Linked DNA regions of Homo sapiens: region 1 is linked to region 2. Evidence: read pairs that join two places in POLR2A ChIA-PET (ENCODE). Cell type or tissue: CD4-positive, alpha-beta T cell. All regions are shown on one strand. Each heading gives the region's core, and the rest is flanking DNA. Links, peaks and the distances in the headings are about the cores only. Region 1 overlaps HDAC4 (histone deacetylase 4). Region 2 overlaps HDAC4 (histone deacetylase 4).

The links. Peaks named below come from ENCODE experiments on the same cell type or tissue, not always from the same donor. Only the 100,000 strongest peaks of a DNase experiment are listed, where the experiment ranks them.
Region 1: POLR2A ChIA-PET joins it to region 2 with 17 read pairs; 7 of 35 experiments call an interaction of 5 or more read pairs at or near these places.

What each region holds. Positions count from the first base shown.
Region 1 is chr2:239,291,321-239,306,343 of GRCh38, reverse strand. All of the region lies in intron 2 of HDAC4 (histone deacetylase 4), which reads left to right. MIR4269 (microRNA 4269) reads right to left here and starts at 882; the gene lies at 799-882. RefSeq lists enhancers at 3,116-3,205, 9,585-10,200, 10,201-10,817, 14,093-14,624, 14,625-15,023 and a silencer at 12,127-12,186. In CD4-positive, alpha-beta T cell, for the core only: a CTCF peak has its summit at 7,676; DNase peaks (open chromatin) are centred at 7,733, 8,615 and 10,473; H3K4me3 peaks cover 3,529 bases; H3K27ac peaks cover 2,515 bases.
Region 2 is chr2:239,358,451-239,373,473 of GRCh38, reverse strand. The region is part of intron 1 of HDAC4 (histone deacetylase 4); the gene reads left to right. Among named protein-coding and RNA genes, the nearest start is that of MIR2467, 14 kb to the right of the region's middle. RefSeq lists enhancers at 3,376-3,535, 3,556-3,875, 6,997-7,532, 7,533-8,069. In CD4-positive, alpha-beta T cell, for the core only: no CTCF peak of the experiment used is centred there; DNase peaks (open chromatin) are centred at 3,452, 3,703 and 4,212; H3K4me3 peaks cover 1,088 bases; H3K27ac peaks cover 2,595 bases.

The DNA of each region.
Region 1 (15,023 bases), core at 3,503-11,502, 71 kb after region 2:
CTGACTTGCTGGACCTGGGTGGGAGCTCACCCACCTGTGGATGGGCCAGGGAGCTCCTGGAATCACTAGAAAGATGAACTTTTTTTGCCTTCTAAATGTATGAAAAGATGGGAAATGATAGGAAAATAAGTGGAAGTCAGATCTATTCAGGAAAATGACTTCCCAGGGAAGAGCTGGGGTGCCTCCAAACCCAGAATCCTCGGTTTCTAGAAGCAAGGCTGACCGAGGTGGGCAGCATTCTTTGGGACCTTGAGTGATGAAGTAGTTACTTAAGCAGAGTGTTTCTCATGTGAAGCCAGGCAGTCTAGGACACTAGGAATCATTTCAGCGTGGGGGAGACGCAGACACTGTGCTTGCCCAGGGTGCTGCATTCATCTGAAATGCCGGTGGCTACCAGCTCTTTGTCACGGTTCCTCCGTGGTCTCCTTGAATGCTGTCAGATTCAGGGCCCGTGTGGGCAGCGGCAGCCTCGTTCCCAGTCGTGTTTAGGGAATGGGGTCAGAGAAGTACTTGCTAAAGCTTCCTGTGTGCACGTGTAATTGTGTGTGCATGTGTGTTAAATAAATGTATTTCAACTCGAAATACACGTTTCGTGGCCATCAGTCTAGGGATGGCTAGAATTTAGTCACTAAATGAAACTAAGCCGCACCGTCACCAATAATGTGAACATGATTAAAAACCACACTCAGTTCTTATTCATTTACCTACAAGTCCAGAAACTTTTAGAACTTATTTCACCATTAAAATAAATAGTTTTTTAAAAAATATACAACAATAAGGAAAAATTTGAAAGCCTCTTGCCCCTCCATCCCAGGCCTGACAGAGTGGCTTCCACAAAGAAAGAGGCAGAAGCCAGGGCTGTCTGTGCCTGCAGGGCGCTGTTGGGCTCACAGATGACCCAGACTCCCCCGTAATGGAGCCGCGGACCCACAGCGAGCCACTTGCACCAGGCTTAGCCAAGCTGACAGGCCAGCGGAGTAAGGAATGTTCCCTACCATTGTCCAGAAAATGTAACGAGGGTGAAGGTGTGCCAAGCAGACTCCCCGTGTCAGCCCTGAGGCGACTGCCATCGCTTTCAGAAACCTGACTACCAACCTGGATGAAAACCGACTGCTTGGTCATGGCCATGCAGTTAGAAAACACAGCAGCAATCCTCAGATGAGTGTGGCCGTATTTGTGTTACTCAAGCTGCTTTGTCATCTGCATTTGAAGAAACGTGGTGAGCCTCCTGTGTGTGCCCATGTGGCAGTGGGCACCTCTGCCCCCTGCAAAGGCTGTCTAAGAACACAGAGCCTGCAGTACAGGCCCTGCCTCCTGACATGCCCCAGGCCGGCTGGAAGAAAGCGCGGGACTGTCCTATTGACGTGGGGAGGGGACGGCTGGACTCTGTGATGCTAACTGTGTTCTCTGCTGGGCCATGTGGCTCCCCACAGAGACCCTGGGTGCCCAGTCATTCGCGTTCTCCTATGTGTGTGTATATATATTATATATACATGTATTTACTAACTTTAGAAAGCCCCCAAGGGGGCCTTGTTTCTGCTTGGACAGTCAGCGTCCATAGCGTGTCATTCCTAAGCTCCATTAAGGAGATTCAGAAGCAAGCAGTTACCCCTGGAGTCTGCACGCTGGGCACAAGGGTCACACCTTCGTTGAGAGCTCCTGACCCCAGGAGCCGAGGGCAGGACACGGTAGTGTTTACAGGACCTGGCAAAGGGGCACTGCCTTGTGTGTGAGGTTTTTTCACCAGTCAGTCCCTTTTAAAAACAGCATATCTTTTGAAGAACAAGAAGTTTACGCAGGCATAAGCAACTCACTTTGCACGTGGAGCTTTCAGGACGTTTCATGTCTGTTACGTTATAGCCTCTATCCTCATGGGGGCTCTGAGTTCAGCAGGGCCTGAGCTGTTAATCTGCTTTTTCAAATTATTAATAATGAAAGTAACACCATGCCACCACCTGGTATCATTTCATGCTTTCTATGTGCCTGGTGTTTACACGGCTTATCTCATTTAATCTTCCCAGCATGTAATAAAAATATTGCAACAGGTACTGCTCCTGTGTGGACTCCTTCCCCCGAGCTCACACTGCTTGAGGCCTTCCCAGCTCTGGGCTTTGTGTCCTGTGTGGACTTCTTCCCCGAGCTCACACTGCTTGAGGCATTCTAGCTCTGGGCTTTGTGAATATCCTGCTTTTATCCTCATTTATAGGTAAGAAAGCTGACTCAGAGAGGTTAAGCAGCTGGTCTGAGGTCAACTGCTTACGGGTCGGGGAGCTGGGCCTGCACACAGGGGTCTGATGCAGAGCTGGTCCTATCTGCTTTATAAGCTGTGGCTCACAGGGCACTCCAGGGGCTCGAGAGGACCTGGCGGGCTGAGATGAAGACTGGTGAGGCCTGGGAGGCAGGTGCTTGACTGAGGTGGGAAGTGGGACCTTGGTGCCAAGCATTCCCAGGGCCACGGGGCAGGCCTGTAGGGTCTGGTGGGTATCTGGGGTCCCGGAGAAGCCCTTGGCACGGGGCTTCATGAGAGCATAGGCGAGTGCCGCGCCCTGCAGTTGAGCACGGGGGATGCAGCTGTCGCAGTCGCTTTTGAAGAGTGAGGGGTGAGGCCTGCAGTTGCTGCCCGACGTTGTTTACAAGTGAGCAAGTTTTACAAAAAACATGGACAGCATCAGGGCTGACTTGAATTTTTTACTTGAGGCAGCAGCTCAACCTGTTGGTTTCCTCAATTGTGAATTAAAAAAAAAAAAGAAAGAAAGAAAACAGAGAAAGCTGACAACGTAACATTGATGAGAGGATTCTTAAGGGAGAACAAGCCACAGGCTGTCCCGAGAAAGGAGCGGGGAGATCGAGGAAGCACGCTGCCGTGTCTTGTTCGTGGGGTGCTTGTGACGCTCTCGCAGGATGCCCTGTGGGCCACACCACGAGTGCTCGGTGGCGACTGCAGAAGGGTGAGGGACGTTTCCCTTCACACCAGACGGCGGGTCTTGATGGCAGAGGAACCAGGCATCAGAGGAGGACAAGTCAATCCGGGAGCGTAGATAAAAAGGAAGCGAAACTTATTTCACATTGTCAAGCTGTCGGGGATTCCAGGGACCTTGTCCTCCAGGCCTGTCCCTGTGCCCTCCTGTCCCCAGGCCTGAGCAGCCGGGTGTGGGATGGGAACAGGCCAGGGCCAGGTGCCTCACGCCCTGAGGCTGGAGTCAGGCTCTGTTGCCACTTTGAATCCAGGGGCCCACCCTGAACCCTGAGCTGGGCTTCTGTTCAGTACGCGGAGGTGATGACCTCTCCCACCCGGGGGGGGTTTGAGGACTCCCGAGGTGGCAGGGGTGACGCCCAGCCCAGCATGCAGAGTGCCCAGGCAGTGCCCACACCTTTCCTCTCCCTGCCAAGGTGCTCCGGGCCTGAGCCTGTGTGGCCCCCTGCTTGGGGCTGTCACCACAATGCCATTCCCCGCACGCCCAGCAAGTCCCTCCTATGGGTGAGAGCCTAACTTGAGAGACTCTTTTGGGGAGGAGTAAGATGACCTGCCCTTCTCAAGAGTGAGCAGTTCTTAGATGACTGCCTTGAGCAGCGATGGTTCTTCCTGCAGGGGTGCGCCCACGAAACGCTCTGCGTGAAGCACATTGGTGCCATGCTCAGGCCCAGGGAGAGTGGAGGGTGCTGTGCTCTTGGACTGGGTCCTGGCTCGAGGGTTGAGGGGCTGGGCCATGTCCACAAAAAGTCACTGGATGGCTGGGCTGCTCCCACTGTGTCGCTGGAAGAGGGGCAGCGCCCGCTGCAGTGTTTGGAGTGCTTGGTCATGGCCCCACGTGGATTCTCCTTCCTGGGGGAAGCTGTTCCGTCCCCAGGTTTTCAGCTAACTTATCTGAGTTTTGATGAAGAGAGCAAGGGGTTTTGCTAATCTGGATTCCTGTGGAAGGGCCTCCTCTCTCTGCTCGTGTTTTATAGCTTGGCAACTCTAGTGCTAGTTCTGCAATATTCGAATTTGAGTAGCCAGAAGAATTTGCTGCCAGGGTGGCCTTGCCCTTGACTTTGAAATGAACTCACCCGAGACTTCAGCTTGATGCCTCCTTTGGCTAATGCTGGGTTCTGGGCTTTGGCCGCCGCCTGCCTGTCCATCACAAGGGGCCATGTTCTCCAATCAGGACAGAGTTCTAAGCATTTCACAGTAAAGCCTGCAGGAGTTAGGTTTTCTGTTCTTGACAGACTGAGAATGATACTGAGAATGTTTTCTGATTGATTTGGTGAGCTGTCTGTTTATAGCATCATTAGAGATTATTTTCCATGGCTAGGAATTATTCTTGACCTCACAGTAAAGGACTCTGAATCCCCCACCCCCTGCCTGTTTTTTTTGTTGTTGTTGTGTTTTTTTGTTTGTTTGTTTTAAAGAAAAGACTTGTACCATCAGTCTTAGGCGTAATCTCCTTGGCAGTAGTGAGGAGCAAGGCATCTGATGGAGAAACAAAGCATGGTAAGGTTTTTACCATTCAGGAATCACACCGCAGTAGCATTGTAGTATTTGATCACAATTTACTCTTACTTTTTTTCATAAAGAAAGAAATAGGCCTACAGTGGCTCTCACTTGTAATCCCAGCACTTTGGGAGGCTGAGGCAGGAGGATTGCTTGAGGCCAGAAGTTTGAGACCAATCTGGACAACATAGGAACACCTCCTCTCTACAGAAAAGATTAAAAACATTAGCTGGGCATGGTGGTATGCGTCTGTAGTCCCAGCTGTTCAGGAAGCTGAGGTGGGAGGATCCTTCGAGCTAGGAGGTCGAGGCTGCAGTGAGCCATGTCATACCGCTGCACTCCAGCCTGGGTGACAGAGGGGAGACCCTGTTTCAAGAGAGAAAAATAAAAAAAAAAAAAAAGAAAGAAAGCACCAGCAGAATTTAGAAATGTGGGCCAGTGTGGGAGCCTCGCCTGGCATCACTGGCCTCGCCTGGCATCACTGGCTGTGGGCTGCTGCTCTCGCCCTGGAGCTGTTACTTTGAGAGCAGATCGAGGACTCAGCAGGCAGGAGGAATGTTCACGGCAGGGTCAGTTCCCACGCTGCATACGCCCCACCATCGCCCCTCGTCGTGGCTGGGATGGGAGACCGACTTTAGAACCAGAGGCTGGGAAGAGGGAGATACCCCCTTCCAGAAGGGGCCTTCTGCCGCTGAGTAAGGGGGTGGTGCCCGGCTGGCTCCATGAGGGGCATGAGGGGTGCTGGCTATGCTTGGCCTGAGGGGTTGCTGCAGGAAGGCCTTGCTCCCCGCCGGGGCTGAGGGACCCGGCTGAGCAGCAGCAGCAGGAGGAATGAGCAGTGCTCTTGGAGCCCGGAGGAGGGGGCAGGGCTTGTCCTTCTGGACGGGCAGCCCCAGGAAAAGAGAAGCCCAGAGCTAAGGGCCCTTGCCCTAGGGAGGGGTCCCACATGGACCCCGAAGACGTTCCTCTCTGCAGCCCTTCCTGGCACTGCGTGGACACGATGTACGGAATGAGGAAAACGAGCTTCTTTCCCTTCTCTTTCACTTCTCCCTCCCATCACGCAGCGTGCAATTATGGAAGAGGATAAAGAAGGAAAGAGCAGTCGGAAAAATTCTGTAAGAACCGGAGAGGGGAGTTCGGGTGTTTTTACAGCTCCTGGGGTTCTCCGGGAAACAAAGGTGTGCTATTTCCACTTCTGTGTCTTCATTCCTGTTCTGCAGGGAAGCTCAGCCTGGCTTCATCCACATGGGTGGAGCAGAGTCAAGTTCAGTTGGGAATTTTTTTTTTTTCCTGCTCATTTGGAAAAAGAGGAAAAGACACTGGGATACAAAGAGGGCTTTATAAAGAAGAGGCCTCCTTGGTCCTCCACTCCAGGACTTTCTGCGATGGCGGAAATGGTCCATAGCAGCAATGCCCATCGGGGCAGCCACTGGTCATGCCTGACTGTTGAGCTTGTCAGCAGCCACATCAACACATGGATGGTGTGGCCGAGGAACTGGATTTCAAATTAAATTAAATTAAATTTCAATTTAAGTAACCACATGTGGCCAGTAGCTACCTACAGCGCACTCTCAGGAAGGCTCTAGACTGAGAGTTTGAGGATCATCCTTTATCAGTGATTTGAATGGATGAGGCTTCATCTGTTTGAATTTCCCAGTTGGGGTAAAAAGAGGGGATGCTTGTACTGGAATGGGAGTAGGTTCACAGCGCACAGCCTGGGCCAGCATCAGTGTGTTGCTGAATTTATGCTCCTTCCCAAGGTTGTTGAGGAGACTGGAAGAGAAGTTCTGTGTTAGAGAGAGGGACGCCCTAGAGGAGTTCACTTAGTCACAAGGAGCAGAAATGCCCTCAGTGGCATGGATTGAAAGGCACTTACGGATGGAATTCGGGAGAAATTCATGGAGCACTGCAGGGAGTCCTCTGATGGGACCCCTCTTCCTTCTCTGTCTCCCCTGTCTCCCGAGCCCCAGGACTGCCGGTCTCCCATCTGCTTAGTCCCCAGCTGCGTCCCTGCAGGCTCTCCGCTCTGTTGCTGGTTTGGTTCGTCTGGTGTGTGCCTCCCCTGTGACATGCCGGGAGCAGAGCGGAACAGCTGTGCCAGTCCCTGGGCCCCAGCTGGACTGTGCTGGGTCCAGGGTCTATGAGAGCTGCTGGGAGGCCACCAGTGCAGGTGGGCAGGACCTTGCTCCGTGATTCTACCCATGACGCTTCTCACTCAAGGAATTGGCTTTTGTTTCAGTGCATCCTATTGAAAATCACTTAGCCAGTAAGCAAATGTTGGCCCTTAGTCTGTTAAACATTAATACAAATAAGCACGTGTCGCTGCCCTCCCGTTGTACAGTTGTACAGCTGTAATAAACACCACTCGCCCTGCCTCGTGTGCATGTCTCTTCTGGTTTCGGCACCCCAGTGCCGTGGTTGTGCGAGGGGATCAGAATATCTGCTTGAGATTAGCCCATGTCAGCATTTTATTGGGATTGTTAGGCACCTCCGTCCTGATCATTGCACCACGCTCTGTCCCTGTACTTAAATATCTCTACTTGGCATTTGAAACAAAACAAATAAACCTATTGTACAGGATGGACCAATCATGAGGCATTTTCACTCTGATGTTGGCAGTGGATGTGTTGACATTGAGAGGATATTCATGGTGGCAGGCTGCCCCCAGTTCCAGGTTTTGGATATTTGGAATAAGGTAGGCTATGACAGGCCGGGTGCAATAGCTTATGCCTGTAATCCCAGCACTTTGGGAGGCCAAGGCAGGCGGATCACGAGGTCAGGAGATCGAGACCATCCTGGCTAACATGAAACCCCGTCTCTACTAAAAATACAAAAAATTAGCTGGGCGTGGTGGCGGGCACCTGTAGTCCCAGCTACTCGGGAGGCTGAGGCAGGAGAATGGCATGAACCCGGGAGGCGGAGCTTGCAGTGAGCCGAGATGGCGCCACCGCACTCCAGCCTGGGCGACAGAGTGACTGCATCTCAAAAAAAAAAAAAAAAAAAAAAAAATAGGCTATGGCCATGAAGGGTTGCTTCCGGATTCAGTACATTTAGGAGGAAATAATGTTGTTCATCATATGACACAGTTAAGTCTCCGAGAGATAATTAAATGAAAATCATTCTAAAATGTTTGATTAAATGCCTTTCTAGCCTAGCCCCTGTAGGTGGAGTGTCATGATTTCCACGTTGTTGGGTGCTGGATAAATGATTTAGCCACAGTCTCACGGCTCTGTAAAGAGTGGCAGGCTGTTCCTATCACTGCTGATCCTGTGTGTGCTGTGCACCGGATGTGGGTGGAATGAGGCTGCAGGGGCACCTGCATCCCCAGTGGCTATGATGACTAAATGAGGAGGCCCCTGTAGAGTGCACAGCGTTCACCCAGTGACAGTGTGATTGTAATAGCTGGGGTTGCTGGGACCCTAGAGTATCCACGGTGTGCATGCACTTGAACTTCAGGATACCCTGTTTCCCTCTGAGGTGCAAGAGCTCTGGCGATTCCGGATCCCTACTGTGTGTCAGGTTCTGGAAGCATCTTCTCTCATCTCCACGTGATGCCCAGGGGCTCCCCCAGCTTCTGGAAGCCACCGCTTGTCCAGGGCACCAGCCCAGTCTGTCGTCAAGCCTGGATTTGATCTTAGGTCTGGCTGCTTCCGGAATACCGAGACGGGCCTCTGCTGTTCCCTGAGCTTGCTGTCAGCAAATGTTTGGTGAGGAGAATTATTTGGTTTGGAATTTCTTGTTTATGTTTTAGTCCATTAATTTTTTTTATCCTGTGAAATATTTTAGCAACCCTAAAGACCCATGACACACAGGTATCTCTTCAATATTGTGCTAATTCCTGCCTTTTTTTGGTGTCTTCTCATCTCAGCATCAGTAGTGGTGGCCATGTAGGGACAGAGGCACTTAGCAGCCGCGGCACCGGGAATAATGATTTGACTTGGGGGCCCTGTGGAAGAGGCACATGTTGCCGCTTGAATTCTAAGAACACTATTTACCTTTCTGTTTTGAAAGTTCACTTTCACTTTCAAGGTCTCAATTTTCTCAAAAGTTCTAAAGTGATAAACATAGTCTTTCTAAGATTTTCTTTTTGCATTTGTGGCCTTCGTTGTGGCACAGCCCTGTGTCAGGTGGGGCTGAGCCCAGAGGGTGCTGAGGGGATGGGGCTCATGGTGACAGCGTGGTGCAATCCCGAGGCAAGTCCTTGGCACTGTGATGGGCGCTACCATTGGGGCCTGGCATCCCCAGGCCTCATTAGCCAGCAGTGACCACAGGTGATGCACAGGCGTTCTCATGTCCTGCTTTGGATTCCCTCCGTTAAGGAAACCGCAGCACAGCACCGCTCCACAGTAGCTCATAGCCGGGCAGCCAGGGAGCCGCAGAGTCTGGACTTGACCTCTGCAACCCCGTCTCAACCCTATGCTGTCACACCAGTGTCTGAGTTAAATGGCAATGCAAAGCTCTGGGTCCCATCTTCTAGCGGGGACCTTTGTGGCTTGCCCACAGGTTGGTGGCACGGATCGCTGCTCTCTGGGACAGCATGGGACCCTTTCTGGAGCGAAGTCCACTTCAGAGACCCTGGGTTGCTGTCTGACAGAGCTGTGGGCCTGCCTCATCCTGCGGCCAAGGTTTGGGTGAGCGCTGGCTGCTCGTGGGAAGGTTGGGGGCTCAGGCACCTTTGTGATTGCCTTGTCTTCAGTCTCCACTTCTGTCAGAGCTTACAAAGAGCAGCACATGGGGTCCAGAGGCTTCTGGGGAGCCACCCGTGCCCCTGACCCAAGGATGCATAGGCCAGCCCTTGTAGGAAGCAGCATAAGACTTAATTCCTTTTTTTTTTTTTTTTTTTTTACATGAAAACAAACAGAAATGGGAGTTTTATTTGTTCCCTGCAGCCCCACGAACATCTTTTGGAGCCATCTGGAGAGCTGATCACTTCTTTGGCGGGGACAATCAAATATTGAATGTTGAGGGAAATTAGGGCAAATGGCTCCAGGACTGTCCACTTTTGACAGACCTGGTGAGTGAGTTTAATCATTAATCATTAATCCACGCTTTCTAAATATATCTGCCCCGAAGAATCTCCCGGGCGGAGGTGAAAGTCCTGGTTCCCATGCTCCCTTGACCTGACTGAAGCACAGCTCCGGGGCCCGACAGTGGACAGGCACCCCATTTCATCCCTGTCTGGGGACACATTTAAGCAGTGCTGCCTCGGTTTGTTATTTAGTGACTTATTTTCAAGGAAAAAGATCCAGAAATGATTAGATAAATGCGAAGTCCTAAAAAAGAAAACAGCGCAGTTTCTCTTAAATGCCGGCCAGCATTGTGACCCTGATCTGCTGAGGCCTTGGAAGGTAGTTGAGGCTGCAGGAAATGTCACGGGGTGACCTTTAGAATTAGAGTGTCAGCACTCAGCTGGCTGCCTGCATCTGAAAAAGGAGCCATTGTAGCCAGTGAAATGGGGAAAAACCAGAAAACCAGCTGGGCCAGGGCGCTGCAGGACTGGCCATGACCGCCCTGTGCCACTGTCTGCAGAGACCCTGGTCCAGGCGGGTATTGGCCTCCTTCTGGGCAGAGTGCTGGTGTCCACGCCCAGGGCACACATACAGCTAAGCACATCCTCTGTGTGCGTGCATGTGTGCATACCTGCATATGTGCGTGTGTGTGTGTGCTTTGAGAGTGGTGGCTTTCTGATTGAACAAGCAGAGTGCTCAAGGACACGGCTCCAGGTCAGCCTGTGCAGGCTCCAGTTTGGTGCTCCCCTTTTCTTGCTGGATTAACTTTGGACCATCCCTGAGCCTCTTTGTGCCTCAGTGTCCTCATGTAAAATGGGCGTGATAGCATCCTCAGCTCTCTGCTGCTTCTGTGAAGATGAAGAGTCCCTCTGTAGATGCGCCCATTGCCTGGTAGCTCTAATTACTGGCTCTTCCTTCAGCACCCTGTAAGAAGCTGTTGCAAATGAAGTGTGAGTTGGTGACAGAGCAGTGAAGAGGCTGAGAAAGACAATGAAGGGCTCTGGGGGCACTTGTGATGTGGTTTGGAGAGACAGCTGCCCTAGAACTCACACAGGTGGCCCACTTCTTTGGTCTGTTTGTGCAAAAGTCATTGGTAGTGATTTTGTTGGTGGTGGTGGTTTTGGTGAGGATGTCCATTTAAGAAATAAAATGAAACTGAACGGGAATGGTAAACGAGACACAAAACAGAATGAAAAGCCTCCCAGAGGCTGAGCTTGAAAGGAAACAGCAAATTACAAAGTGAGAATGCCAAGAGCTTTCTCCTTTAACAAACCAGGGTGCATTGTTCTCCTTTCTAATGATAAGGGAGGACCTGTTTGCTCTGGGAAGTTTTAGAAAGGACAAAGGCGTATGAAGGAGAGAGTCTCTGACTCCTAGTCCTGTCACCCTGGGTTCAGCTGTGAACATTTTCATGTGTTTCCTTCCGGCTCCCATCTTGTCTCATTCTCGTTGGTTTTTATGTAACCAGCTTTTGGATGAATAAAAATCTGCTCTTTTGCTTTTCACCCTTGCCAGTTTACTATAATCATCTTTTTTTTTTTTTTTTTTTTTTTTTTTGAGACGGAGTCTTGCTCTGTCACCCAGGCTGGAGTGCAGGGGCGCGATCTCGGCTCACTGCAAGCTCCGCCTCCCGGGTTCACGCCATTCTCCTGCCTCAGCCTCCCAAGTAGCTGGGACTACAGGCGCCCGCCACTACGCCTGGCTAATTTTTTGTATTTTTAGTAGAGACGGGGTTTCACCGTTATAGCCGGGATGGTCTCGATCTCCTGACCTCGTGATCCGCCCGCCTCGGCCTCCCAAAGTGCTGGGATTACAGGCGTGAGCCACCGCGCCCGGCCTATAATCATCTTTTCACATTATTAAAAAACCCTTAGCAGCTGTTCCCTAGCACTAAAAGTCTTATCAGACGGGCGTTGTCCCGAAGCCGTTGGACAGTCTCTCCCGGGCCTCCCACACACCCACCCCCTTAGTCAGAGCAGAGGCCTAGCTTCTGTGGCCCTCTGTCCTGTCCTGAGAGCGCACAGTCCTGACCTGGATGGTGCTCACATGACCCTGAGGGAGGAGTGGCATCGCCCCATTTTACAGATGAGGAAGCTGAGACGCTGAGCTCCTGGCCTGGGTGGGCTGTGCTGCCTCCGAGGCCTCCGAGGCAGGCCCACCTGCTCCCCTTCCTTCCAACTCCCTGTTCTGGAGCCAGCTCTGCTTGCTATCCTGAGCCTCAGCCATGAGGAATTCTGGGGTGCCCACAAATACATCTGTGTGTGCCCCAGCTGTTCCCACTACTGTTGTCCCTTCCCAGAAAGAGAGAGCCCCACCTACTCAGAAGCCTAGGTCTAACAGAGCTCTTCCCTCCTTTCCACCTTCAACGGGGACTTAGTTTCTGAAACACAGTGGCGCGACCTCCTTGCAGTCTCTTTCTCTTTTTTTTCATCTCTGCCCTGGGAGCCAGGTAGGCTCCAGACTCCCTATCAGCCTATCCACAGCTTTCAGAACCTTTCCAAAGTGCAGATCTGATCAGTCAGGCCTCTGCCAAGGCCCATCAGGAGCTCCCAGTGTCCACGTCCTCACGGCGAACAGCTTCCCTGAGTGTTCTGTGCCCAGGTTCAGAAGGGGCTGCCCCTGCCTGGTGATTGCGGTCCTTGTCTGAGTCACTGGGAGTTGATAGAGGTGGATCATGGGGCACTTCTGTTTTAGCGTAAATGTGACGCCTCAGCGACCCTGCACTGCACGGAGCATCCATGAGCTTTCTGCCCAACCTGTGAGAATGAGCTGCTCTTCCTCCCATAGGCAGCAGAGGGTGGGCTGGGAGACGATGGGCGGGTATTTGTGTGGCCCAGTTCTCTCTAGAAATGTCTCTGTTAAATTAACAAATGGCAAGTTAGTAAATTGCAAGTGGATGATTTAAAGTCCTCCTGTTACTTTTAGAGTTCTAGGGCCCTAACAGGTGCTTAGCAAATACTTGTTAAATGTTTTCCCACTAGAAAGGTTTTGTAAGGAGGAAGGAGGCTGGCGTTCTCGCCGTCAGGTTTTTATGCCATCCGCTGAGTGCAGGTATTTTGGGAGCACGTAAACTGTATGTCCAGGTGATACAGGTTAGCCTCCCAGTATAGGGTGCAGTGGACCCAAAACAGGAAAACCACGTGGCCAGGCACAGCAGCTAGAAGCGCATCAGCTGGAGAGAGCCCAGAGATGCCCTGTGCGTAGCCACTGCAGGAAGCCTGGAGGTGCCCTGTGCGTTGGTCTGGGGATCCCTGTGTCCATAAGCAGGTGGGCCTCGGGCTCCTGCTCTCAGCTTCTGCCTGGCTCTTGACCCCTTAACTACCTCATGGTAGCAAGAATGTGACCTTTCTCCCACGCTCCTTTGCTGCTCTCCGCCCTTGTTAATGTTCCGCCCCTGCTGGGGTAGATTGTATCCCCCTTTGATTGTGGAGGGTAGGGCCCTTCTCAAATAGGGTTTTCTGGGACCCTGCGGTTTTGCAAGGTGTTTGCAGTTATTCACCATAAAAACCGAGGGCAGGGGACAGGCCCTGGTCAAACCCCTTTGGGGGAAGCTCAGAGAAATTCAGAAGGCAACTGCTACATTCAAGCTCTGGGAAGCTCCCGAGTAGAGAAGCCAGCTGGGATCTGTCGAGAAGAGACTTGTCCAGTTTATTATTTCAGGGAATTTGTATCCCATGGACACAAATTCCTCACGGGATGCCCTTTGGGAAACGCCTTGTGAGGACTGACCCAGCTGGAGCAGGTACCTGGGAAGGAAAGTCATTTCCAAGGGATTCTGGGCTACCTGGGAGCTGGCCGCTGGCCTCACACCTGAACCTGAAGGCCAGGTGGGTGGTCTCATTTCATGTCTATAGGGACATTCAGCTGTTATTTTTTTAAGTAAAACTGTATCTAATGGAGCTTGCTATTTATTGAGTGATAACTTCAAATCGGAAATGTTCTTTTTCCCACTGAAAGGCCTGAGCAAGGTTTTGCTCTTAGTGCTGTTGCATACCTGTTTCCACCCAGCTTTTAGTCTCTTGTAATTTCTGTTTGGGTATTAAAAGGACGGTCTAGGTCCACGTGAGAGACCTGGTGAAAGAGAGCCTCCTTGGCTTCTGGTAATGAACTTCCATCACCCCCCTTCCAAACAAAGAAACAAAAAAGAAACAGTATCCTCTCGACCCAGCCTCCCGCCTTAGTCTGCTAGTTCATGACACTGGATCATGCCTTATTTGACCTGACCCATTACTTGGCTCGAGTTCCCAGATAGGATATATTGACTTGCTTTTCTGGAAGTAAAGAGATGCATTTTAGATGTGGGTTGGTGGGTCTGTATTTTCTGGGCCCTGCCAAGTATGCCCACAGGGGTACTGGTTTCTCGCTGGAGTGGTGGGGTCACTGCCAGCCCTTCAGATTTGTTTGGCTCTGTGCTCCAGATGGACAGCGGGGCTCAGCCTCCACTGCCCATCTCAGTGCAGAAGCTCTCCAGGGTCTTTCTGTCACACATCTAACAAACAGCCAGTGCTAGAAAGGGGTTTATCCTCGAACGCAGAGAGCAGTGAGTGAGGGCATCTTGTCTTCTGCCGTACCAGGTGAAGGTGACCTCAGGGTCCCCTGGGACTGCTTCTGCAGGTGCTCTGGGAGCCAGCGCATTGCAGCACCTGCCCGGCTGGGAGTCCCCAGCCACACTGACAAAACACCGGAACACTTGGGGCCCCACCTACCATCCTGGCCGTCCCCTTGCCTGCCTTGCCACGATGGGCAAGCACAGCCCCTGGCGTGGCCGTCCTGAGCTGGGCTGTGCGCGCAGCCCCTGGTGTGGCCGCCCTGAGCTGGGCTGAGCTGGGCCGAGCTGGGCCGTGCGCGCAGCCCCTGGCGTGGCTGTCCTGAGCTGGGCTGTGTGCACACACCAGCATCCTGCCCCATCAGTTGCTGTGCTGCAGACAAAGGAGGGATCCACTGGAGCGGGAACTCTTGCAAACAAAGGTTCTATTTTCATGCAAATGTAATCGGCGGCTCCCGGGGAGAAGGCCCAGCTAGCTGGGACTCTTGAGCTTAGGCCCCTTTTCTAGAAGGCGATGGTGGACACTGGAAATCTTCTTTATGATATCTGTGTGGACTTAGAAGAACCAAATAAGAAGCTCTTACATAGATATTGCCCTTCCCCCGACCTGCCAGCTAGGGCTGTAAGTAGAAATTAACCTAAATTAGGAAGATAATTGTCCCTGTGTTAATTGTAGGTTGTCTTTTAAAGCTGTTTTCATTCTCCAGGCCTGAGCAGCAGGCTGGCTTCGGGCCCTACCGTGGGTTGCTGCGCATTGACACCCATGAAAACCAAAGTTCCAGAGGGGCGACCTAGCGGCCTTCCTGCTTTCCAGAGCTCCAGGGTCTCTAGATGATGACGTTTCTTTGAAAATCCCACTGCAGCTCTTCCTGTGTGCCCTCAGGCCCCCCGCCACCCAGGGGACCCCTCTTTGAGGGCGATCAGGCTCTCAGCCCAGGCCATGTAAACAAACACCGGCTATTTTCAGCAAGCCTGTGGTGTCGCAGCTGGCCTGGCA
Region 2 (15,023 bases), core at 5-8,004:
AACAACAACAACAAAAAGTTTACTATGGAGAGGTCTCTTCCAAACTGGAGAGAAAGACCAACATTAGAAAATGAACGCTCAGTGTGACCAGGCAGCCCAGGGAAGAGGGGTCGTTGCAGACATGCCCAAACTCCCCAGCCCCCAGGGAGATGCCCAGAAAAGTCAGCAGAGATCGTGCTTTTTACCTAGCTTGGCAGAATATGGCAAGAGAGATGGTGTCCATTACAAGGGAGGATGTAGAGGCCGCAGCAGTGTCGGGCATGGCTGGAGGAGGTACGCGCGGCTGCAGCCTCTTTAGAGGTCGTTCTGCTCACATGTCCTGATGTGAGAAATAAGCAGATACTTCACTCAGCCCCCACTCCCAGGGCTGTGCTCCACAGGGCCACAGACCCCAGGACGTGAGGCTCTTTGCACCCGGCAGTCTCTTGCAGTGTTGTGGTAAGAGTCAAACGCTTGGAGGAAAGTCTGTGCCCATGAGTGGGAGAATGCTTGGCTAAATGTTGGCACAGCCACGTGACGGACTCCCCCGAGACATGGTATTGAATGAGAAACGGAAGATGCTGAGAAGTCTGTAGGATACAATTTCATTTTTGGAGGCAGTGACCACCTGGTGTGTGCATGTGTACATATGTGCACATGTGTGCATTGTGAGCATGTGTGTGCGTGTGTGTGTATGTGTATGGAATGGAGGGAAGTGTGGACAGCAACCACGCAAAGGTTTCCTGTTGGGTGTTTGATGGTGGAGAGAGCAGGAAAGAGAGAAAGAAGCTATTGCTCTGAACATGAAGCAGTGTGTCTGTTCTGTCGCTGTGTATAAACTGCTTGCTTGTGCGTGTTGCCGCGTACACTCTGTAGAGAGAGGGGACCAGAGCTCCTGGTGTACCGGGAGGCCGGGATGTAGGAGTGGGAGCTGCAGAGCAGCGTGTGGAGTGCGAGTCTTTGGGCACTCACAGAAGCGAAGCCTGTCTGTGTGTGTGCGCGCGTGTGTGCGCGGGAGCCCAGCCCAAGGAAGGACCCTGGTGGCCTTGCAAGGGAGCCAGGGACAGAGATCACCTGTGTGTGTCTTTGTGTGGTGGTGTTACTCTTGTGGTAACAACGACTTTTGTAAATGGGAGTGCATGGCTGAGGTGTTGCTTCTTAAAGGCAGGAGTAAGGAGGAGGGCCCGGGGATGGGGAGCGGTCGGATGAGTAGCTGGGCCCTTCCAGTGCCGGCTTGAGGGCCTTTTCTCTGGATCACAAACTCCCCACCTGCTGCCTCGGGCAGTGGGTTCTGTTCTGGTTCTGCAGAGGAGAGTCCTGGGGCCCACTGTCCAGGAGTTCCTGAGACAGAGACCCTCAGGGAGGCTCCCCATCAGGTTCCTATGGGTTCCTGCTTCACCCTACTGCCCTCGTTGGAGAGACCCCCAGCAGTCTGGGGCCTTGAGGATGCCTCTGGCCGAGCAGCCACCCACGCGCCCTGCCCTGGTCTGCTTTGCAGCTCTGCGGGTGCAGCTGCTCCCGTCCGCCAGCTGCTGGATGTTTGTGGGGCATTGTTGAAATCTCTGATGGATGCTGCCCCCTGCCCCTCCACGGGCTCTTCACTGTTTTGGGTCCATGCCTGTGCTATCACTTGATTCCGATTTAACAATACAGGTGAATGAGGCAGGGCCGGATGCGCAGGCCCAGATCCTCATCTTTGTGCAAAAGCTTTGAGGGACCACAGGTAAAGGCCCGGGCCACGCCGACAGAGGCTCCAGTCTCCATCCTGCTTGTGCGGCCATGCCTGAGCCAGGTCCCCTGTGCTGTTGCCACACACGTGTGTGTGTGAGTGAGTCCGTGCGTATGTGTGTTTGAGGTTATATGAGTGTATTTGTGAGTGTGAATGTGTGAGCATGAGTGTTTGTGAATGTCTGTGGGTGTGTTACACTGTGAGCATGAGTGCATGTTTGCATGAATGTGATCGGGTGTGTTTAAGGTTATGTGTGTGAGCATGCATGTTTGTGTGTTTGTGTTAGTGTGTGTGAGTGCCTGGGTGTGAGTGTGCAAGTGTGATTGAATGTGTGAGTTTGAGGTTGTGTAAGTGCATGCTTGTGTTTGTATTAGTGTATAAGTGTTAGTATATGAGCGCATGGGTTTGAGTGTGCGTGTTTGAGTGTGTTCATGATTGTGAGTTTGTGGTTATGTGAGAGTGTGTGTGAGTGTATAAGGATGTGTGTATGTGATTGAGTGTGTGAGTTTGAGGTCATGTGTGAGTGACACACGTGTTTATATGTTGGACTCCTTGTTGGAGCCTGGCCTGAGTGGACGGGGCCGTGGTGCAGGCCAGAACAGGTGTCTGCACAGACAAGGTGGCCTGAGGCGCAGGGTTCCTGCCTGGACAAAGGTGGACTCTGTCCTGGGTGATTCCCTGTCCCAGCTGGGGCCTGCCCTGTGGCTGCCAGGAGCTGAGGAGTGACTGACTCTGGGGGCGACAGGCTGTGGGAAGCCCTGTGGTGTGGACAGCAGCTGCACATCAGTGGCTCCAAAGGGCAGAGGGTTAGAGCAATTGCCCTAGATGGCAGCTGTCATCGACTATCCAACTAGGAGATGAGGGGCATGTTGGTCCTTCACCTTTATGACTCATTTAGCTGTCTGTAATTCATCCCAGGAACGTTCTTAAAGTAATCATCATCATTTTGAAAAGACCCAGCATGATGCGGGGATGAGCTGTGAAGACAGGTTTTCAAGCCCAAGTCCAGTGGGTGCTCAACCAGCTCCTCTGCTCGGCTCCTCCAGGCGCCGCAGGGCTGCAGGTGCACCAGCCTTTCCACCAGGTGCCTGGCCAGCACAAGAGTCCTGCTCTCCCGGAGGCCGCTGTGCAGGATCAGCTCTGCACTATCTGTTGCCGTTAACCATACAGTGCATGACCTCCTGAAAAACACCAGACATGCTTCACAGGCCCCAGGGCTGGCAAGGCAGGGAGCAGGGAGGCCTGGATTCAGGGGGGCGCTGCAGGGAGTCCAGAGTGCCCGTGCTGACTGGGTTTGGTCTGTCTCTGGGCAAATCCAGTTTTACAAGTCTGCTAAGTAGCAGTCTTTAAAACTGCATCTTGATTGGTGTGGCACCTGTCTCCTGCCTGCGAGAACCATACCTGCTTTTACTCTACCCTTTAACAGGAGAGCCCCGAGCCATGTCTTTCAGTGGGATCGAGGGAGTTGGAACATTTCAGAGCTGTGGGGTGCCTCCCTCAGCGCAGCATTTTGGACCTCTAGCACCACTCTCTGACGGTTGTTGGTGGCCCATGGCTAAGGGTTGCATGGTTGTCTTTGCATTTTTAAACTCTGTTTTGACCCCGCAGAGCCCCTTGGGAAAAGTCGGGATGCTACCCTCACTGACCTGCCAGTCCCGGGGACACAGGGCAGACGGCCTGCCGTCCTGTACAGGGCCCCGTGCATCTGGGCGTGCTTTTCTCTGCCTCATGAAGTGTGTCGCCAGCCACGCTGCAATCATCTGTTCTTTAAGAGAAAGAAAAGTGGAGATGACAGGATGTGGCGGTCCTATGATTCTCTCCGCCCACCAGGGAGGAATGGGAAGTTCCCATCAGGGCATGACGCCACTTTCAGTACAAGCCTTCAGGCATCTGTGCCACTTCCTTTCATGCACCCTGCACTGTCCTCAGCTCCTTTAAGCTCTTCATTTCCGTTGTTTTCTATGAAAGGTGGCTACGATTCTGTGTGTTCTGCTTGAGAGAAGGTGGCCCAGGCCTGCTGAGACGTCATGGGCCGTGTCATCCAGCAACCTGGCTTCCGAGGCGCTGTGTTGAACACTTCTTGACTTCATGAGTTTATAAGTACTTCATGCCCAGCTACACCGTGTACGCGGAAATGAGAGCAGGGCTTGACCCGTCTCTTGATTATCTGCAGCAGTTTTAATTTATTTTAAAATAGAAATAGCTTTGCTTTTTACATTAAAATAAAAATGCTTTTTGTAAACAATTGCAACAATAAATAAACTTAGAAAGTAGGAGTTTAACGAACCTCTGAGTTTCGCTCACATGCTTGGGAAACCAACCGGGTTAGCGGGACTGTAGCTTGGAGACATTGCAGCCCAAGCGGCTGTCTCTGGGGAGCCCTGTGGCTCCCGGGCTGCCCACCCCCCGCCGGGCAGTCGGCTTGCTGCCACCAGCAGGTGTGAGCTCCAACCGTAGACATGCTCTTGGTCCAGACGTCCATTTATTGGGACCCAAAACTCAGAACTGTGGGCAGTTCAGACCTGGAAAGATGAAAGGGGACCGTCGGGGAATGGGCCGTGCTGCTGTCTTCCTTCCCGCTTGTTGGCATCTGTCCAAGCCTTCCCTCCTTTCTTGGAGACTGTCACCAGAGAGGGCCTGTCTGTGTCTTGTCAAACAGAGAGGATTCCTCCCTGCCGGCGAGCCTGTCCACTGCCTGTGTGTGCAGGTCCTTTGTCACCTTCCTGCAGCTTCCCTGGGGTCACCAGGGGAGTGGTGTGTCACCCGTGGGGTTGGCATTCACCTCCCCCCAGGTGAGGGCTCTCTGACGGCTGTGAATAATCACAGCAGCAGGTACCAGGATTGTCTGCGGGTTCCCATCTGCAGGGCAGCCTCAGCTGTCGATGCCGACATCGATAGTTTTGAGTAGAGTTGGGGAGGAACTTGGGCTATCACCTGGAATCAAAGCACCTTTATTTACTGCTTTGGTCCGAAAGAACGCAACACTTAGGAGGGTCCACTCCAGCAGTGATAAGCACCTCACCTGCAGAACAGGGAGGGCTGCCTGCCCAGGTCTCCCACCTCACCTGGGCAGGAGAGGCACCTGCAGCTTGAGACAGGCATGGAGAGGACGGTCCTGACCACTGAGGAGTGTCTGTGTCTGGAGGAAACAGCCTGTGCCCCTCTCCTCAGGACGGAGGCCCTTCACTTGTACCCCCCTGTTATCCCCCAATGGAGAAGGAAGTGGGTGGGCGGCTGGGACACGTCAGTTTCCAGTTTTTCTTGCTTGGCACCCTGTCAATCTTGAGTTTGTTTCAAGAAGCTGTTCTGCTGCCTTGATGAGACCCCCTCCACGTGAAGAAAGGTGAAATGCAGCAGCGCCAGCCACGCAAGATGGTACTGTGCTTTGGACGGTGCATTTCAGGGTCTTCTCATCGCCCCCTTTGCTAGTCCCTGAATTCCTCACAGCCAAGTTCCTGTGTCTCTGCGGGCCCCACATCCCTCACATCTGACATTCAGGGCCCTCCTGTGTCTCCGAAGGAAGAGGGTTGGAACACACCTGCAGAGCCACGGTTCTCAAACTCCGGAGCCCTTCACACTCCTGCAAATTAGCATGGACTCCAAAGAGCTTTAGCTTCAATGATTGAGATGCACAGGCTGACTGTCGTTCTGACGTGCTTGGGACCAGAAGTGTTCAGGCTCTCAGAGTTTTTGGATTTTGAAGTATTTGCGTATACATAATGAGATATCTTGGGGATGGGACCTGAGTCTAAACATGAAATTTATTTATTTATTTATTTATTTATTTTGAGACGGAGTCTTACTCTGTCGCCCAGGCTGGAGTGCAGTGGTGTGGTCTCGGCTCACTGCCACCTCCGCCTCCCAGGTTTAAGCGATTCTACTGCCTCAGCCTCCCTCCCGAGTAGCTGGAATTACAGACATACACCACTATGACTGGCTAGTTTTTGTATTTTTAGTAGAGATGGGGTTTCACCATGTTGGCCAGGCTTACCTCAGGTGATCCACCGGCCTCAGCCTCCCAAAGTGCTGAGATTAGTGTGAGCCACCACACCCAGCCTAAACATGAAATTTATTTTTCATGTTCACCTTATACATATAATGTGAAGGTAATTTCATATAGTATTTTTAATAATTTTGTTCGCCAAACAGTTTTGACTGTGACCCATCACATGAGGTCAGGTATGGAATTTTCCACTTGGGTTTTCATGTTGGTGCTCAGAAAATTTCAGATTTTGGAGCATTTTGGTTTGTGGATTCTTAGATTAGGGATGCTCAACCTGTATTGGTATTTATTGTATTAGAAACTAACACACATCTAAAAAACGTGCTTACTCATTTGAAACTGAATAAACCCATTACATGTTAAATAGATAGGTAACATTTTTAACAAAAAATAACCGTTCGGTAAAACACAAAGCGTCGTGAGAAGAGAGGCATCATTTTACCCTTTGCCAGTCTATGGAAGGTGTGGCTTAATGGCGACAGTATTTCTGCTTCTCACACCGGCTCTCGTTCAGTCCATGTCCACTGTACCCCTGTGAGAGAAGGGCACATGACATTTTTCTATTATGAACAAAAATTTGACTTCACACACCTCTTGTAAAGGTCTCGGGGACCCTCTGGGACCCCAGATCGCATTATGAGGACCGCTGTTTTAGAAACGGGTTTCTGTGTGGCTGGGGGCCTGGGGGCTGATCACTTATTTGGCCGATAGGGTCTTTTGTCAAAGGGTTGTTTTCCATCCGCAAGTGCCTGTCAGTGACGGAGGCTTTCAGGCATGTTGTTGGTGAAGCTCAATTCAGGCCCGTTGTTGGTGAAGCTACGCGTGCTTGGGTGCATGGTGGTTATGGTGGAAGAGATCTTTCCTTACTTAGTCTGGTACTGACATAAGGTTCTGGGGCTGTTTGTCACCTGCCCTGGGGGTGCCCTGCGTAGGGCAGGGATAAGTCAGGGATAAGTCATGTTTTCCTTCGTGGGGTTGCAGCCATCTGCCTGGGACCCCACTGGCCTTTTGCTCTCTCGGGGTGTTCATGGCAGTTGATGTTAAATGATCCATTGAGCCCAGCGTTTCACACCGTAAGTCAAATCCTTGGGCCTTCTGTGTGTCTGTCTGAATCTTTTTCTCTGAAATTCTTTTATTTCACAGCAAACGGAAACAAGTCTTGTTTTATCTGGATGCCTTCTCCATTTGGACTCTTCCTCTCCAGAGTTTATTTTACCAATAAGTTTGTACATGCTAGAGATCATAGGCCAGAATGTGGATCTTTATCCACTCTTATGCTTACGCAGACTGGCAATAAACACACCTAGGCATCTGCAAAAGGGCCTCAGTGCTGACATCTCTTTTCCTCCATGGAGAAAGTTCAGTGCTGACGTCTGTTTTCCTCCATGGAGAAAGCTGATGCTCTGTTGCTGCTAACGGACAGTTATTCTTGTGCGTTCATCTGTGTGTCTGTGTCCGCCAGTGCCACACGCGTGACCCTGACGACCCTGCTCTGTGCATGCATGTTTGTGTGTGTCCGCCAGTGCCACACGCGTGACCCTGACAACCCTGCTGTGTGCATGCATGTCTGTATGTGTCACATAGTGCCACACGCATGACCCTGACGACCCTGCTCTGTGCATGCGTGTTTGTGTCCGCCAGTGCCACACGCGTGACCCTGACGACCCTGCTCTGTGCATGCGTGTTTGTGTGTGTCCGCCAGTGCCACACGCGTGACCCTGACGACCCTGCTCTGTGCATGCGTGTTTGTGTGTGTCCACCAGTGCCACATGCATGACCCTGACAACCCTGCTGTGTGCATGCATGTCTGTGTATGTCACATAGTGCCACACGCGTGACCCTGACGACCCTGGTCTGTGCCTGCATGTCTCTGTGTGTCCCCCAGTGCCACGCGTGTGACCCTGATGACCCTGATCTGTGCATGCGTGTCTGCGTGTGTCCCCCAGTGCCACACGTGTGACCCTGACGACCCTGGTCTGTGCATGCGTGTCTGTGTGTGTCCCCCAGTGCCACGTGCGTGACCCTGACGACCCTGGTCTGTGCATGCATGTCTGTGTGTGTCCCCTGGTGCCACACGCATGACCCTGACAACCCTGGCTTGTGTGTGCATGTCTGTCCATGTCCCTCGGTGCCACATGCATGACCCTGATGACCCTGGCCTGTGCAAGTGTGTGTGTGTGTCCCCTGGTGCCTCATGCATGGCTCTGAAGACCTAGCCTTGCTGGCTCCCATGGCCCTTCCTCTTTATCCTCTTGGTATCTGATCTTCCGAACGTTCCAGAATCAGAGGGTGGGGGAATCAGAGCCTCAGATGGAATGGTGGCCTCAGCTCAGCAGAGCCTGTTTTGGCCTTGTTCAGCATAAGCCTGTGGATTGTGTGAAATCCTTCCTATTTTATTCCCGTTACAGCACAGTGAAATGGAATTTTATTACTTTCAAGTGTAGAGTCCATTATGAAACTAAAGTATAAATCTGTCCCAACAAATTATGGAGGAAAAATATCTGAAGTCTTGCGCCATGTGGCCACGTATCATAAAATGACACTCTTATAAAACACAATAGCCAGACCTTACACTCCACATTTCACTAAGGAAAACAGTGCTTATTAAACTCACTGTATAGACAGGAGTCAGAAATGTCATATAGCAACAGTTTGCTTTCTAAAGCTTAAAATTTATTTCAATTTTAATTACCCTAAATTCAAATTAAATTAATCATTTAATTACACAAATTAAAAATGATTTCATATATATTTTGTCTGACAAACCTGACTTAGTACCTCTTTGGGAATTCCCTGTTTTTTCTCCATTTAAAATCTGCACCCTGTGTTTGCACCCTCGTGGGTTCTGAAAGAATTCTTTTCCGTTTCTGCGAGGTTTCTTTTAAGAGGAGTAGTATGGTGACTATTTCTCCTACATGTACTGGTTGTAAGAAATGGTGGCAAGAATTATAAAATACTTCCTCACTGTCTGGAAAGTCCAGGTAAGATCGTGCAAGCTGCATGGACCAGTCAGATCAGTATTATTTGGATCTTTCTTGGTGCAAGATGGCTTTGAGTCATTGGTCTGCACCAGTTTTTTATTGAATTATAAAATACATGAGAAAAGTACACAAGCCAGGAGGGATATGCGGGTGCTGACTTTCTGCAAGTGAAGGCTCTGCCTTCTCTTCCACAGATCAAGGAGCAGGTGTTCCCCCCGCCACCGCTCCCTTGTTCTTCCTTCAGTGGCCGTCCCCCACCCCTCCCAGGGGAACCTGTCTGGATGTCTCCCACCTCGGATTAGTGTTGCCTGTTTTCACATTTTATGCACACGGAGCCCTACAGTAGGCGCTGCTGTGTGTGTCTGCTTTTTCTCAGCATGATGTTTCTGTGATTTATCTGTGTCACTGCATATAGGTGTAGTTTGTTTATTTTTACTGCTGTATGGTGTTCTGTGGTATGATGACATCACAAGGTATTTATTCGTGCAGCTTTTGGCACGTTTGGGAGGTTTCTGGTTTTTGACTGTTACAGATAATGCTGCCGTGTCTTCGTAGATGTCTTTCTGTTGGGTAGATGCCTCGGGCTGGCATTGCTGGGGCATGGCACTTGTGTGGCTGTAGTACCTGCCACCGAGGGGTTTCCCACAGGGTGTGTGCCGTTGACTGTTTTGTAACCTCGTGTGTGAGTGCCGGCCAACCACATCCTTACCAACACATGGTATCCTTTCGTTTATAGATTTTAGCCATTTTGGTGGGTATGGAGTGTTCCGTTGTGGCTTTATCGCGTTTCCCTGCAGTCACACATGCGCAGGACCTTGTGTGTGTTGATTGACCACTTGGAATCCTGTCTTGTAAAGTACCTGTTGATGTGTTTTGCTTATTTTTCATTCAGGTTGTCTGCCTTTTTCTTAGTGATTTGTAAGAATTATTTATACATTTTGAATATCCGTCCCTTGCTGGGTGTATGTGTGGCAGGGTCTCTTCTATTTTGTGGCTTGCCTTTTCCCTCTTCTGCATCTTTTGATAAATGAGTGTTCTTAATTGAGTGCAGCACAATTTATCATTTTCTTTCCTTCATGGTCAGTACCTTTTTAACATCTGTCTATCTTTGCCCACCTGAAGATATTTTTTGTTGTTGTCTTTTAGACCAGGCCTCATTGCTTACCTTTAACATTTAGGTCTGTGATCCAGCTCATACTAATTTCCATCATGGCGGGCTGTATGGGCTGTGGTTCATTTAGCATCAAAGAGCAGCTGACGCAAGCACTGCATATTGAAAAGACCCTGTTTTCCCTATGGATTTGGGGTGGAATCCTCACAATAATCAGATGACTCTGTGTTGGTCTCATTCTAGCATATTCTCCTTGGTTTACTTTAATTACACAAGTTTAGAAGAAGTCTTGATATTTGGTAGTGTGAGTCCCCCAAGCTTGTTTCTCTTCCAGATTGCTATTTCAGGTTCTTTGTGCTTCCATTTAAAATGTAAAATTGTCAGTTTTCAAAAAAATTCTGCTGGGATTTTGATTGCGATTGCATTGACTGCCGATTACTTTGCAAAACATTGACATCGGAATCTCATTGGGGTTTCCGGTCCATGCACATGGTATATTCCTCCTTGTATTGAGATCTCTAATTTCACTTACGTTTTATAGTTTTCTATGTAGAATTCTTCTACGTCTCTTGATAGATTTAGTACTGGATATTTGCTAATATTGTATGCTATTATAAATGTTATCTTGTTTTCAAAGCTTATTTTGTATTTGTTTATTGCCACTGTATAGAAATACAATAGCTTTTGATTTTGGTACATTATTGACCTTTTACTCAGCAATCCTGTAAAATTCACTTAGTTATTTTAATAGTTATTGGTAGATTGTTTTGAGTTTTCTGTGTATACACTATATCATCTGTGAATAGTGACATTTTCCTTTGTAATCTTTTTGCTTTCTTTTCTTTTCTTGCCTTACTGCCCTGGCTAGGATCTCTGCCAGGGTGTTGAATGGAAATGATGAGAGTGGGCATCCTGGCCTCACTCCCTGTTTGGTGAAGGCTCTCTGTTGCCCAGGAGATGATGTGTATTTGGCGTTCTGGACTGGGTTCTGCAGGCTGCTCTCCTTTGTGTGACTCTGGGTTCTCCTTTTGGTTCACTAGCACTGGCCGTTCCGTCACCAGCATGGCAGGCTGAGGCCATGGTGGGCACTTTGAGCTATAGTCACTGCCCGTGAAATGGGGTGGGGAGGGTGTGTGGTAAGGGACAAAACTGGCCCTCCCCACACTGTCACATTTCTTTGTGGTAGCTTGGTAAGATGTTTTAGAAGAATGTTCTCTGATGGATTTATAGCTTCTAAGACTTTTGCTCTTTGGAAGGTTTATGGCTTATTCCATGAAATTAAGTCAACCAAAATTTCAAAATTTCCAAGCTGCGGGAGGAGGAACCATAGGTAACCTTAGATTCCAAGTGTTTGGTGAAGGAAATACACCCACACGTAAGCGTTAGTGATGCATTTGCTTTCATTGATTCTGTGTGGAGCAGAAATGAAAAGAGAGAGATGTCTTTATGTAAACAGATGCCCAGTGTCAGAAACTGCCCACTTGGCAGAGTGACCATGGCTGTCTTGCTAAAGGTGCTTGTAAATTAAAATCACAGGCTCTGTGGCTCAGTGTGGACTTCTAGTGCATCTGGTAAGTTAGGGGAAAATACATCCTAAAAGGCATTGTGTTTGAAAGTTGTAATATGTCCACATTCGTCTATTATTTATTAGAATGTATTTTAGTTAGGGATGTACAGATACACATTTCAAACGTCCTTCAGAAACAAATGGATCCTTGAGATCTTAGTAGCATGTGCTTTCCATGTGTTTTCTTAGAAAAGTGATCATCGTAGTTCTCTAATCTGGTTAGTGAAGTATCATTAGACACATACATCAAGATAAAAAGAACTAGATCATGCTTAAGTCTTATTAAACCATTTAATTTCTAGTAGGTTTTTATGTTGTGAGTGTTGCGTTGGGTTGTTCAAAGACACACCACCTAAGGAGAAGGTGACGGAATGGGCAGAAAGAAGAGAGGTGTATCAGGCAGACAGCTGACTGATGGGTTTTCATCCCATATCCAATAGAAAAGACTGCTTTCCTCGTGGGCTTCAGATAGCGCTGCTTTCTTTATGAGGGGTTCCATTTAGTTTTCAGCTGTAGAATCGTTTGTTCTTAACTCCATAATTTTTCTCTTCTCTGCCTGTGATCTTCATGAGGGAATGTGAAGTTTTTCTTTTAACCCAGATATTCTGAGGGCCAACAGCAGTTCCCTGCATTGTATGTGACTCTGGCTTTCTCATGGCAGCCCTCTGCAGGCTCTCTGAGGCATTGGGAGTCCTGAGGCTTAAAGTACCACAAACTTGTGAATTTCTGGAATCTTTGATATCAGATCCTTAAAACTTAACTCTAGCCCCCAAAAGGCAGAAAACGGTTTCTTTTGCAATTTGCTTTCAACTTCAGCCCCCTGTGAGGTAGTTTCTGAGGGGAATCCAGGAAGACCTTAAAAACGTTCATTCAGTTCACAGTTTTGTTGTGTGCCTACTGTGTGCCTTGGGCCAGGGGTGCAGCAGGAGGTCACATTCCAGCCAGGGGCAGGCAGAGGGGCCGACAGATAATGAGAAAACAAACAACTACTTAATGTCAACATAGAATGAAATATCAGAAAAAGGAAAGAACTTGGAAGGGCAAGAAAGTAGGGTGACAGGAATGAGCGTCTGGGGTGGGGCGATCAGGAGCAGTTTCTGGGAGGTGGGACGTGGGTGTGGAGGTGGAGAGAGAGGTGCCTTTCCTGTCCTTACCTGCAGCCTCTAAGCCGTCTGGAGAACTTACATTTCCCAGACAGCGTTGGCCCCAGAGCCTTTTTCCTACAGCACACCAGGGATGCCGATGAACTCCAACCCAGTACTTCTATGGGGAGAAAAGAATCAGGCTCAGGGGTGATAAGGAACTGGTCCAGGGTGAGAGAACACACTGGGCTAGTGCTGGGGCCAGGTGGAGCTCGGGTGTCCCCGCTCCCTGTCTAGTACTCTTTCCCAAGGGACCAGGTAGAGCTCGGGCGTCCCCGCTCCCTGTCTAGTACTCTTTCCTAAGGGACCAGGTGGAGCTCGGGTGCCCCCGCTTCCTATCTAGTACTTTTTTCCAAGCCAGAGTCCGGGGGTGTGAAGAGATACATGTTCCCGTTTGCTCTCAGTGGAACTTGCAGCCAGGCACGGGGCAGGTGCTCATCAGATAAGCGAGCACATGAGTCACAACAGACCCAGCCAGAGCCAGAACAGCTTGGGGTCCTGCTGCAGGAAGGCAGGGTGCCTGGGCAGACCCTGAAGGTCCTGTCTGTGGCTGTTGGAGCTACTTTTTTAGCCCAACTGAGCATCATGGCTGCTGACTCAGTCTCCCCAGCTGTGACACGGGGGCTGGGGTCTCCGGGTCCCCTTGCGGCTGTCTGTGGCGTCTGTCTGCCTTGTCCTATTTCCCCCTCTGGTAATGATTCTTCAGTTTTCCTTCGAGGAATGACCCTCATTCCCATTGGTCCCACATTGGCGGCGCTGCCTGTCAGGGTGTCCTGGCTTCCCTGGTCAAGGGCTGTGGCTCAGCGCAGGCCATCAGGTGTGGTTGGACAGTGTTCTGGAGGGACTCTCCGTTAATTCCTGCCTCTGGGTCCCTCCACCTGCTTTGCCAGCTACCCCGTTCACTCGCTGGAGCTTCCTCTGTTTGCCTAGATTATCCAAAGTCAATTTTCTATTGCTTGCAACCATGAACTCCTAACAGGTGTACCTTGGGTCTAGCATGCCTGCTCTGTAAAACCTGAATTCTCACTTCCTTTGGCTCAAGTACTCTGTGTTCTCGCCGGTTTCCAGAAAGAAGGGTTCATAGACTGTGGGCATTGATATTCTGTCCAGCAGGTTCTGGAGCTGGCTTCTTAGCCTCCTCATGTCAGATCCACTCGTCTACAGATTCCCGAGTCTTCTGCTTCCTCTCTAAATCGCAGCTCCCACTGGCTTCCTCCCAGGAGGCTGTGGGTGGTTCCTGGTGACCTGGCTCTCAGTGAGCCTTCACCAGAGGCACCAGGGAATGACCATTTCTGGCTGAAAAGGTGACCCGAAGGCTGAGTATGTGACCGAGTGGAGGGGCATGTTCTCCATGCACTCCCCAGTAGCTGGAGCCCCCACCCCCCAGCTCTGGGAAGGGGTCCCCACCCAAGCTGCTTCTGTCATCTCGGCCTATCCTAGACCCGACCCCAGGTCCTCTGTCCTGCTCAGAAGCCTTCAGTGGCTTCTGCTTCCCTCAGCGCAGAGGACACAAGATTCTGAGAAGCCCTCTTGTTCATGACACAGCCGGATTCTGGCCACATCATGTGAAACATGTTTCCCATTAGCTTGGCTGTGCGTGTAAAAGTGAGGAGGAACTCACATGGTAATAGAGTTACATGGGTATATGCATTTTCAAAATAGTGCCGTTAACTTTCGGACGTTTCAGTGTAGGTGGAAGGAGGTACCGACGCAGCGTGAATGCCAGGGTGTTGGCTGGCGTTGAAGCTAGATGCCGTGGGCTGTCACACAGTTCTCTTTACTCTGTATATGTTTGAAGTTTTCATAATATAAAAGCTTTGTTTTTAAAGAGAAATTCATGTTAAAACCTGTGAAATCTTAAATTGCAAATATCAATATGAAAACACTTTTTTTTTACTTAAAATATTTGTACTTTTTACATATCCAAAAAATAAACAAATGACTAAAACCAACCAGTATGTGGGGAACTCAACATGAAATACATATGCTAACCAAGGAATTTAACTCTCTTACAAATGCACTCACCTGATAACTTTGGAAACCAGTGTCTTACCTGGATACGGTAAGGCTGAGAACAAGGAGAATCGTGTATAAATGGTGGTCTTGTGAATGTGTTTCTCATGTGTAGAGGTTAGCGATTCTGAAATGACTTTGTGTGTGTACCGGAATTAAACAAATGAGAAAAGATACTGTAGATAATAGGAACCAGGTTTCCCACTGTTAGAAAGATATTTAATAAAAACAAGGAAAGAGGAAGACTAAAATACACCTTGTGATGTTGGGATCTGAGGTCTCAGTATAGACTCATGATTATTCAAGTGTAAACTCATACAGAGATACTGAGGTGTGAGTGAGTCCCTACGCGCGCTGCCTGCTGAGAGGGCCCTGCGTGCTCTGTCGCCCAGCAGCAGTTAGCACACCTAGCACTAGATTGGGTCCGAACACAGTTCTCCCAAACATGGATCCAGGGTTCCCTGGAGAAGCCATTGATTCCGGGACTGTGACAGGGAC